2 separate regions of the Mus musculus genome follow, and region 2 is linked to region 1. Evidence: chromatin loops called from intact Hi-C (ENCODE). Cell type or tissue: left cerebral cortex. All regions are shown on one strand.

The links. A loop is a pair of places that touch in the nucleus more often than their neighbours do. Peaks named below come from ENCODE experiments on the same cell type or tissue, not always from the same donor. Only the 100,000 strongest peaks of a DNase experiment are listed, where the experiment ranks them.
Region 2: it touches region 1 in a loop (3.0-fold over the local background); 1 of 42 quality-filtered maps calls a loop at or near these places.

What each region holds. Positions count from the first base shown.
Region 1 is chr11:23,882,239-23,887,238 of GRCm38, forward strand. It overlaps Papolg (poly(A) polymerase gamma), which reads right to left. Exons shown (of 22, transcript NM_172555.2): 4 at 3,253-3,334; 5 at 2,926-3,035; 6 at 1,823-1,876; 7 at 1-56. Among named protein-coding and RNA genes, the nearest start is that of Gm12061, 9.5 kb to the right of the region's middle. In left cerebral cortex, no CTCF peak of the experiment used is centred here; no DNase peak of the experiment used is centred here.
Region 2 is chr11:23,587,460-23,592,459 of GRCm38, forward strand. It overlaps 0610010F05Rik (RIKEN cDNA 0610010F05 gene), which reads right to left. Exons shown (of 22, transcript NM_027860.3): 15 at 2,492-2,524; 16 at 1,176-1,275. Among named protein-coding and RNA genes, the nearest start is that of 0610010F05Rik, 44 kb to the right of the region's middle. In left cerebral cortex, no CTCF peak of the experiment used is centred here; a DNase peak (open chromatin) is centred at 2,258.

The sequences.
Region 1 (5,000 bases):
AGGTCTAAATTATCTGATATGGTTTGTATTGCCAGTCTTGCAAAGACTAGATCAATCTTTGGAAAGAGATAAAAAAGAAAAGAGAATGATTTACTTACTTCTCCTGGTCCATTCTCCCCGACCCTAACTCCAAACATAAAAAGTTCCAATTATTAGTTTGGGATAGTCTACTAAAACATCAGGAGGCCTATGTAGGTGACCTAATATGGGGCAATCATTGAATATCTTGAAATAAAGATGGAAGATACAACACACATTTACTTCTCTTGAAACTCAACTAAGATACTGGGAAATGTTTTGGTTTGGGTTCAGTTTTCTTAGAGTTTATGGCATAATCCACTAGGAAACAGACAATAGAAACATCAGCAAAAGTCATGGAGGCTGGAGAGCACACGGGCAAATGCTAACAGGCCCAGTGACCTAAGATTTAAACATTTTATTTGGGGAATAAAAACAGGTAGCTATGAATAAATACATAGATAAATTTAAAAGAACATTTAGAAAATATAATTAGTATTTTTAGAAACTAAAAACAGGGTAGTGGATATTATTACAAAGCTTGAAAGACAGGGAAAAAACAAGAAGAAGAATTAAAATATTAAGATGTGGTTAATTAAGTAAAGGAAAAATGTGTGTGCTTTTATTTATTTATTTTTAAAGAAAGCTGTTCTCTGGAGACTCAACATACAAATTTTAGGATTCCATTAAAAAAGACCTGTGTGTAAATAAAGGCAGGGAATCCAAAAGAACTCAATAAAAGTTCCAAGAACTGAAGGCCTTTTCATTCTAAAAGACTATTGTATGCCAAGCATATCAGTTAAAAACACATACCAAAGCATATTATCATCATGAATTCTACAAGTATAAAGACAAAATAAAACTAAAACAACTAAATAAAACAAGAGACAAAACTGACCATCTACACAAAGAAAGAGTCAAAACAGTAATATGCTTTTTTTACAGCAGAGGCCACAAGACAACGCAGGCCTTTGAGGATGTAAAAAATCATTTCCTACCTAGAATGATGCACTCAGCAAAACTATGGATTCAGTGCTTTTTAAGCATGCAAGATAAGGAAAACAAATTCTTATTTCGGCATTCAATGGCTGAGCTCCAGTAAGATGGTAGTATATCAAGAAAGAAGGAAATTCTAGAGTAGGGAGAGAAACTTCCATGAAGATCATAGTGAGATCGACAGGATGACAGCTGTGCACAAACGATGGGCCACACTCAGCTGAGAACAGGGCGAAGACCCAGCGGGCTTGCCCTCAAGATGCTGATTAAGTCTTAGCTTAAAGGAGATTATGACAACCATAGAAGACTGGGTAAGTTAGACATAAGTATAACAACCGACTGAACAGTCACTAACTCCCAAGTGAAAAACCTGTTATAGGGCAAAGGAATTGTAGTAAGTCAGTATAATCAATACTGAGATTTGAAACTGTTTTTAAGATGATACTGTAAATACAACACTGCTCCAAACAAAATTATAATAGTGCAATTATTTTCGATGATTATAGGAATGAGAAAGGTGGTGTACAAAAAGCATGAGGAAAGAAATGGAGGTTTGCAAGTTTTCCATTGATGAGTGGTCAAGAGAAACAAGAAGAAGGTGAAAAGACTACTATTAAATTCTTTAAACTGTGGTTAGTACCAGGCAAGCACTCAGGAGGTCAGCTAGTGAGATTATTTCAAAACCCCAAACCCAAACCCAAACCCAAACCAAACCAAATAAAATGTGCCCATGCTAAGTCTGATTTTGAAACAAAACTAACAGGTTAAATATTTCAATTGTACAATTAAAAATATATTAAACACTTACTTCAATACCATCAAATTCAAATTTTATAACAGGTACAAAAGCATCTTCTACAGCCTATAAAAGAGGAAGACAAAAAAACAAAAAACACACACGGGTTAGCCTTTTATTTAGGTCATACAGATTTGTGCCTGCTATTTAACTTATCCTGTTAAGAATATCTGTCAGAAATGCTAAAGCAGAACTGTTGTTATCTTGATATCATATCTGAAGTCTTAACTGAAAATTGATTATTAACAAAAAGTATTAAGTATAAAATGTATGGTCACCCACTCCTGTAGTCCTGGTACTCAGGAGACAGATCAACAGTTCAAGGTCATTGTTAGCTACACAATGAATTTGAGCCTGGAATGCATGAGACTCAAAAGCAGTAGTGTAAAATTTTTAAAAAAATATTTATCAAACAAGTATGGTAGGGGCTGGCTCAGAACTTGACCTGCAGACATGAAACAAGAGTTCAATCCACAGATCCTAACGCAGGGCACAACAGTGCATTAGGGAGGAAGTAGGAGGATCCATTCCTAGGGCTTACTGACCAGTGAAAGTGTACCCTTGTAGATGATCTGGGCCAATAAGAGGCTCTGTCTGACAGAAGGTAGACATGTCTTGAGGATGATACCTAAAATTGTCCTGTGGCCTCCATAAACACACACCCATATGATAACCTCCACACACTTATAAATATACAAAATTATGTTGTTAGAACTGAGGTCAGTGTTTTATAGTTTGCTAGAATGGAAATGTTACTTGTCAATGAAGGGCTAGATATACACATAGTTATTAACTGAGCCTCACACATATCACCCACAATTGGATATACATCAATCACTTATCAAATATTACAGTAAGTTGTCTGATCCTTGAAACTAGCTTATGTTATCACCAATTCTCTACTTTTATAGATGGAAAACCAAGCTCAGACAGATCGCTGCTTGACTGAGATCTCAGAGCTACAGGTGTGTCTACAGAGCTATAAAGTCCATGTTCCTGATGCTTATGCATGATATTAGCAAGATACAGCAACTCGGAGATAAGTCATTAATTCTAAGTCCTTGCTTTTATAGCTGTTTCTATGTTCAAAATATGAGATGTCAAAAGATACTTACTCTTAAGTTTCTAATGCCATCTTGATGTTTCAATTTTTCAAAAAAGGACTGAAAAAAATCTGATCTCTCTACATGTCTTGGGGCAACACAAAGTGCATCAATATCAGCTCCTAAAAAAATAAAATTATTTCTTAAGAATGATAAATTATATTTTCATTAAAGTTTACATAAACATAAATGCAGAACTAGGTATGAAAGATGAGTATAAGACAGTGTTTATTAACAGTAGTAAGATATGGGAACTATGTTCAGTACTCGCTAATTGTAAACAAGTAAAACAGTTTCCTAAAAATTCTTATCACTAGAACATAACTAAAAAGCAATTACCTTTGGTGTGTACTCCAAGCCTGTAAGATCCAAATGTGAAAATTTTACCACCAACAGTAGCCACAACAGAAGGTGGGAGATTCTAAAATAAAGCAAAAGGCATTCAATCATTTAAGTTACTTTGCATAAAGAACATGTACAAGTTTCCAGTCTTTTACTGCACAACTGATACACTGTACATTTGCCAATCCTGTTGAAGAGATGTGTAAAAGCACTTTAAGGCCCCTTTAAGGAACTCAACTATCAAATTAATGAACTGCAGCTCTTTCCAGTAAAAGTCTCAGCCAATCCCCGTCTTCTCTTTAGTTTTTGTTACATGCTTTTTAGCCTTCTTCAGAGTGAGGTCATTCTTGATGGGAGCATTTTATAAGAACAAATGGAAAGATTTCACTTTTATTTCTTTAATTGTATCATAATTAAAAAGTTACTTCTACCTCTTTCCAGGGCCAATTCCAAGTGCTTACTAGATATTTCTTCTTCTTCTTCTTCTTCTTTTTTTTTTTTTTTTTTTGGTTTTTCGAGACAGGGTTTCTCTGTACAGCCCTGGCTGTCCTGGAACTCACTTTGTAGACCAGGCTGGCCTCGAACTCAGAGATCCACCTGCCTCTGCCTCCCAAGTGCTGGGATTAAAGGCGTGCGCCACCATGCCTGGCTTAGATATTTCTTCTTTTATTCTGATTTATTTAATACCCATGCTTTAAACATTCTTCTATGGTAAAAACCAGATAGCCCTTCTAATTCATTATTTCTGTTCTCTAAAGGCATTACTGTCCCAATGTATCATCATTATCCCTTTATGGGTGAATTTTCTGTATTTGAGACAGGCTTCCCAGTAGCCCAGAATGGCTTCGTGCAAACTTCTAACATTCCAGTCTTTACTTCCCAAGTGCTGGGATCACAGGCCAGCATTACCATAGTCAGTATCATTTATACATTTTTAGTTTACATTCCTCACAGATGTTGCTTCTCTTCTCAATTCCTATTCCCCTTATTCTCAAGTTTATAAGAGTTATTATCCTAAACTACACACTTGCCCCTCGCCTTCTCTTACTGTTGTAAATACTCACCTATTCTATTTTATGAGCCACCTGCATAAAGCCAACCACCAGTGCATTTTTCTCCTCAACCACTGAAGTATCAATTCTTGGGCTTGCTACTAAAAATCTCCACAATGTGCTCCTATAGTCTTCCTTTCCTCATGTTTAAACTGCCAACTTATTTCATGACCTAACCTCCTTCCCACATCACTTGTCATTGTCTTTCTCTTGAATGCTCACTTTCTTATCCCATCAGTACCTTAATACTATCCACTTTTTTCTTTATTCATTATTTTATTTTATTTTACTCAAATGTATGTATGTCTGTTAGACATGTATGTGCCTGGTCCCTGTGGAGGTCAGCAGATCAGCTCCCCTGAAAGAGGAGTTATAGGCAGGTGGCTGTGAGCCACTGTATGGGTGCTGGGAATTGAACTGGGGTCCTCTGCAAGAGCAGCTAGTGTTCTTAACAACCCATCTTTCAAAGTTCATTTTAAGTTTCATTTCCTTCTACAAAGCATTCCCTGATTATCTTCAACTCTATAATAAGCTTCTTCTTTTGTGTTCCTTTGCCATTAAACTGTAAAGTTATTTTACACTACATTTACTTGTTGTGTGTAAGTGGGTATAGTGTGTGTGTTCTTGTGTGAGTAATGAAGGTCAGAGGTCAAGTCAAGTGTCTTTGTTGATCACTCTTCACTTGTTCCTTTT
Region 2 (5,000 bases), 290 kb before region 1:
CAAAGAAGCCAGCATTGTCCTTCAGATGCAAAGGAAAGAACAACTTTATGCCAGTGAATTAGGTGAGATAGATACAATTTCTTCAACAATATTCATTAATAAAACACATAAAAAATTGAAAACTTGAGCAACATTACAATAAAGAAATCAAATTCATAATTTAAAACCACCTATGTAAAAATTTCCAGGGCCAAACAGCTTCATTGCTGAATTTTATCATGACTTATGAAGGAAAATCTGCAACATGCCATTATGGACAAGAGCTACCCAGGCTGATTGCAGCTCAGTGATGAGCACTGCTCGGGAGCCTGAGACCTCTAAGTCAGTCCCTAGCCCCATCTCCTTCCCTACCGAAAGAGTAAACAATACACTTTCTCATCTAGGACTATGTGAAATCAAAACTCAGAAAAAGATTCCTAAGAGTGCTGAAAATGTTCCAATGGACAGCAACAAAAACTTCTTAGTCATTTATTAGCATGTCAAATGGTATCAAACATAAACACAATACTTCCTTAACAAATGAGTTTAACACTTGAAAAGTCAATCAGTATTAGACTGACTGATATTACAAAGGGAAAATTCTGTATGATCTTAAATTAAAAAAAGCATTTTCTAAATTACAACATTCATTCACTACAAAAACCTAGCAATGTAGAAATAGGTATGATCTTTCTTAACTGAGAAATGTATTCATAGAAACCACTAGTTAGTATTAAAACTTAGTGACTAAAGACAAGGAGTTATAAGCCACTGGATGTGGGTAGTGGGGCTCAAACTTGGGTCCTCTAGAAGAGCAGCACGCTCTCTTAACTGCTCAATCATCATTCCCCCACGCCCCAGAGTAAATACTGTACACACAGAGCACCAGGGTTTATTTTCTCTGTGTTTGTGTGAGCATGTGAGCACCGTAGCACACATGCATGTGTGGAAGCCAGAGTGACAACTTGTAAGAAGAGTTAGTTCTGTCTACCATGTGGGTTCTAGGTATGGCTTGGCAGCAAGCACCTTTACCTGATGAACCATCAGGCCAGCCTGGGTTAGGGAATATTAATGGATCTTCATTTTCGTTCCTTTTTCTTGTGTAACCTTACTAAACATATAAAGCCAATCCCCCATGTTTGCATTAAAAGGTTCAGAATATAGCTCTCCATACTGTGAGGGTTGATTTTAATTACTTTGTTTCTTGGCAATTTCTTCTTCATCACCGACTTCATCTTCAGTGACCTCAGACCCCGTGGTATACTCTTCCTCTTCTGAGAACAGCGACTGTTGTTTCTAAGTGCAGAGAAAGATCCATCTCTTACAAATCCCACATTACCGTCACACACAGACTCCTAAGAACACATTTAATAAAGCGGGGCTGGAGATGTGGCTCAGCAGTTACGCGTGTGCACTACTTTCCTGAAGGACACTGGTGGATTGCCAGCATCCACATCAAGTACCTTAGTCACAACCACCCATAACCTGAACTCCACAGTATCCAAGGCCTCTGGCCTCTGTGGGTCCTCAGAGGCCATGTGCACACACAGACACACAGACAAAGGAAAATAAATACTTAAAAATGAACTAATAAAATACTGGGAGACCAAAACAGAAGTATGGTAAACTTGAGGCTAGTCTGTTCTATACACTGGAGAATACTCCTCAAAAACAAAACAAGCAAACAAACAAACAGAACAGACACACACAATCCAGTTCTACATGTTGGTGGTCCCAGCACTGGGAAGGTAGAGGCAGGAGGATCAGGAGCTCAGAGTCATTCTCAGTTACACACAAATCCAGGCCAGCCTGGGCAACATGAAATTATCTGAGAAGCCAAATAGAAAAAACAAAACAAAGTAAAACAAAATGCCCCTCCAGGGTACTTATTATTAGACTCAAATGTGATTTGGCCACATTTATATGCTTGATAATTTAGTATGTGGACATAGGTGAGAAGAGCTCAGAGAAAACTTCCTGGAGTCTGTCCTCTCCGCCTTGCGGGTTCCAGGGATTACACTCAGGCCTTCAGGCTTGGGGGCATGCACCCTTAACTGCTATGCCATATTACAGCCCCTAAAAGTGACTTAACAGTGACTTTAAAGAGTCTTTAAACCAGGGCCTAGAATGATGGCTCAGTGAATAAGACCATTTGCTGCTCTTGCAAAAGGACTACAGTTCATGTTCTAGGACTCAGGGCAGGTGGATCACATTGGCTGGCAACTCCAGCTTCAAGGGCACCCCGACACTGGTGGCACATATGCATCTTTTTCTTTAACCAGAATCTTCCCTCAGCCTTCTAATTGTGGGATTACAGGCCTGAGTCACCACACTAGGGTGTATGTTTTTCTTAAATAACTAGGACATTTTCTTCACAAGTGCAAAACTGGAAAGGCTGACAAGAAGACAAACATTTAACCACTGTTTGTAAAATAAGATGCTAAGATTTCATTATCAAACATCAATGCAGAAGTAAGATGTCCACAGAAATTGAATCCAGTGGTTCACTTACCAACTGCAGAGTCCAGTTTTTCAGTGACAAGAACTAAAAGGCAGAGGAACAGTAGGTTAACAATCCTGCATGGCAACTCCATATTTTCACATGGTTACAAGTTACATTTTCAGGTTTAACTAATTTTAAACTTAGGCTGAGAATGATACCTTAGTCTAATATGTCAGTCTTTTAAAATCCCTGCCTAAACTAGCTAGCATTAAGGAAACAAATACCAATGCCAGTGGGTCTATAGAAAAAGAAGCTCCTACTGCTGGCAGGAGCTTACACAGGGCAGCCACTATGGAAGGAGGTTTCTCAACAAACTGAAACTAGAATTCCCACATGACCCAACGGAAGCATGCTGTGTTCACGCCCAACCAGTTCCAACTTGACACATCACAAGATAGTCACATATTTGTGCTTATTGTACTATTCACAAAGGCCAGGAAACAAATCCAGACTAGATGTTTATCAACAAATGGCTGGATGAATAACATATGGCACACACACGGAATAGGATGGAGCCTTAGGGAAAAGAGTGCATGCAACTGGAAATCACTATGCTAAGTGAAATAAACCAAGCTTACAAAGACAAATAGTACATGTTTTATTGTATATGCAGAACCTAGGCTTCAAATTATACATACGTGTATGTGTATAAATGCATATAATAAATGTATTGCATGGGCGTTGGTTGGTCACGAAGCTGGAAATGGCAGAGCTGTGTTGAAGGCTGAGCACCTGTCTCCCTGAGATCTGCACCTCTAATCGGGACCTGGTCTGTGTGCTCTTACATTAGTGTGTGAAATTTCTCACTTTTGCCCTGTCTTCTGTTCCCCATTCTATCTCTTCACTGTCCCCCTTAACGGTCTCTTCTCTTTTCTTCTTGTCCTCTCTCCCTTCTTTCTTCTGTGTCTCCCGTCCCTTCACTCTGCTCTCTTTATGCTTTCTCCTCTTCTTTTTCTCCTGTCTCCTCTGTACCTCACCTCTCATCCCTCTGTTTACTCTCTGCTTGTTTTCCCCGTCTCTGTTCTTTCTCCATTCTCTCGTGTCTCTGTCTCTCTTACCATGCTTTCCTCTCTGTTTTCTCTCCTCTCCATTTTTCCTCTCCATCTCTCCCCTACTCTCTGCTCTCTCTCTCCTGCTTCCACCTTTCTCACACTCCATTTTTCCTTTCACTCTCCTCAAGGTATCTCTCCACTCCACTCTCATCTCTAGCTCACCTCTCTCCCCTCCCCCTCTCCTGTTCTGGGACCAGCAGGGTCCTCTAGTGGGCTCTGTGCTCTGATAGTTGTGTATAAATGGAGGACCTGGTTATCCCCTTCTAGGTTGCCCCCCTGCCCCCACTGTCTCTCCTCACTCTCCTCTTGTCTTCCTACATCTCCTCATTCTTTCTCTCCTTTTTTCTCTTTCTCTGTCCTGTCTCTCACTTTCTCTCCCTTCTCTCCCCCTCCATCTCTCTCTTTGATTCCCCCTCTGCCATGTTGAGTGTTAAGACTGCACATCACTGAGGGCAATCCTGTCCTTCAATGGATATGACTGGGAAGCTGTTTCTGTGCTTACAGCAGTGCACAAAATGACCACTGTGCCCACTTCCCTCTTGCTCCCTCCTGCTCTTTCTCCTCCTTTGTTTTCTCTTCTATCTGTGTTCCCTCTCTCCTCTCACTCTCTCTCCCCGGGCTTTCTCTTTCTCTTCTTTCTCCATTAGTCCACTCCTCTCTCTCCCCGCTCTGCCTCGCTGAGAATGCATCTTCTCAGAGCTGCCCTGTTTTCCCTGTGCTCTTCCATTAGGTATAAGACAGCAGGTGAGACTCTTTGTCTTTTCTTCTTTCCTACCTCCCTCTCCTTCTCTCCTCTCCTTGCTTTCCATCCTCTCTCTCTCTCTCTCTCTCTCTCTCTCTCTCTCTCTTTCTCTCTCTCTGTCCTGTCTTCTCTCTCCTCCTCCTTCCTCCACCATGGCTCCTCTTTCTCACCTGTACCCTTTATTTCTGTAACACCTTCATATTTGTATTTATTATGAATTATATAGTGCACATGTGATTCCTAAATTACTATTCATCATCTTGTATTTGTGTAGCTGTCAGAGTTCTTCACTTTCTCATGAAACGCTCTATAAGTTCCCTCTCCCTACTGTCGGGCCTTTCATCTAAGGTCCTTTGAGTTCTGGGAGTCTCTCACCTCCCAGGTCTCTGGTGCATTATGGGGGGGGCCCCCCAACCTCCTATTTCCTAAGGTTGCCTGTTTACATTTTTTTCTGCTGGCCCTCAGGGCTTCAGTCCTTTTCCCTCACCCAATACCAGATCAGTCCCCCCCCCCCCCCGCTGCCCCCAGCCCACCTCCAGCAGGAAGACAGGACATCAAATGAGGGATGGGCTTCCCATCCCACAGTCACGTCTCTGACCCATAATGTTCCTGTCTGAAAGAATGACAGGGATGGAAATGGAGAGGAGCCTGAGAAAAAGAAGGTCCAGCAACAGGCCCAAAGTGGGATCCAGCTCAAGGGGAGGCCCCAAGGCCTGACACTATT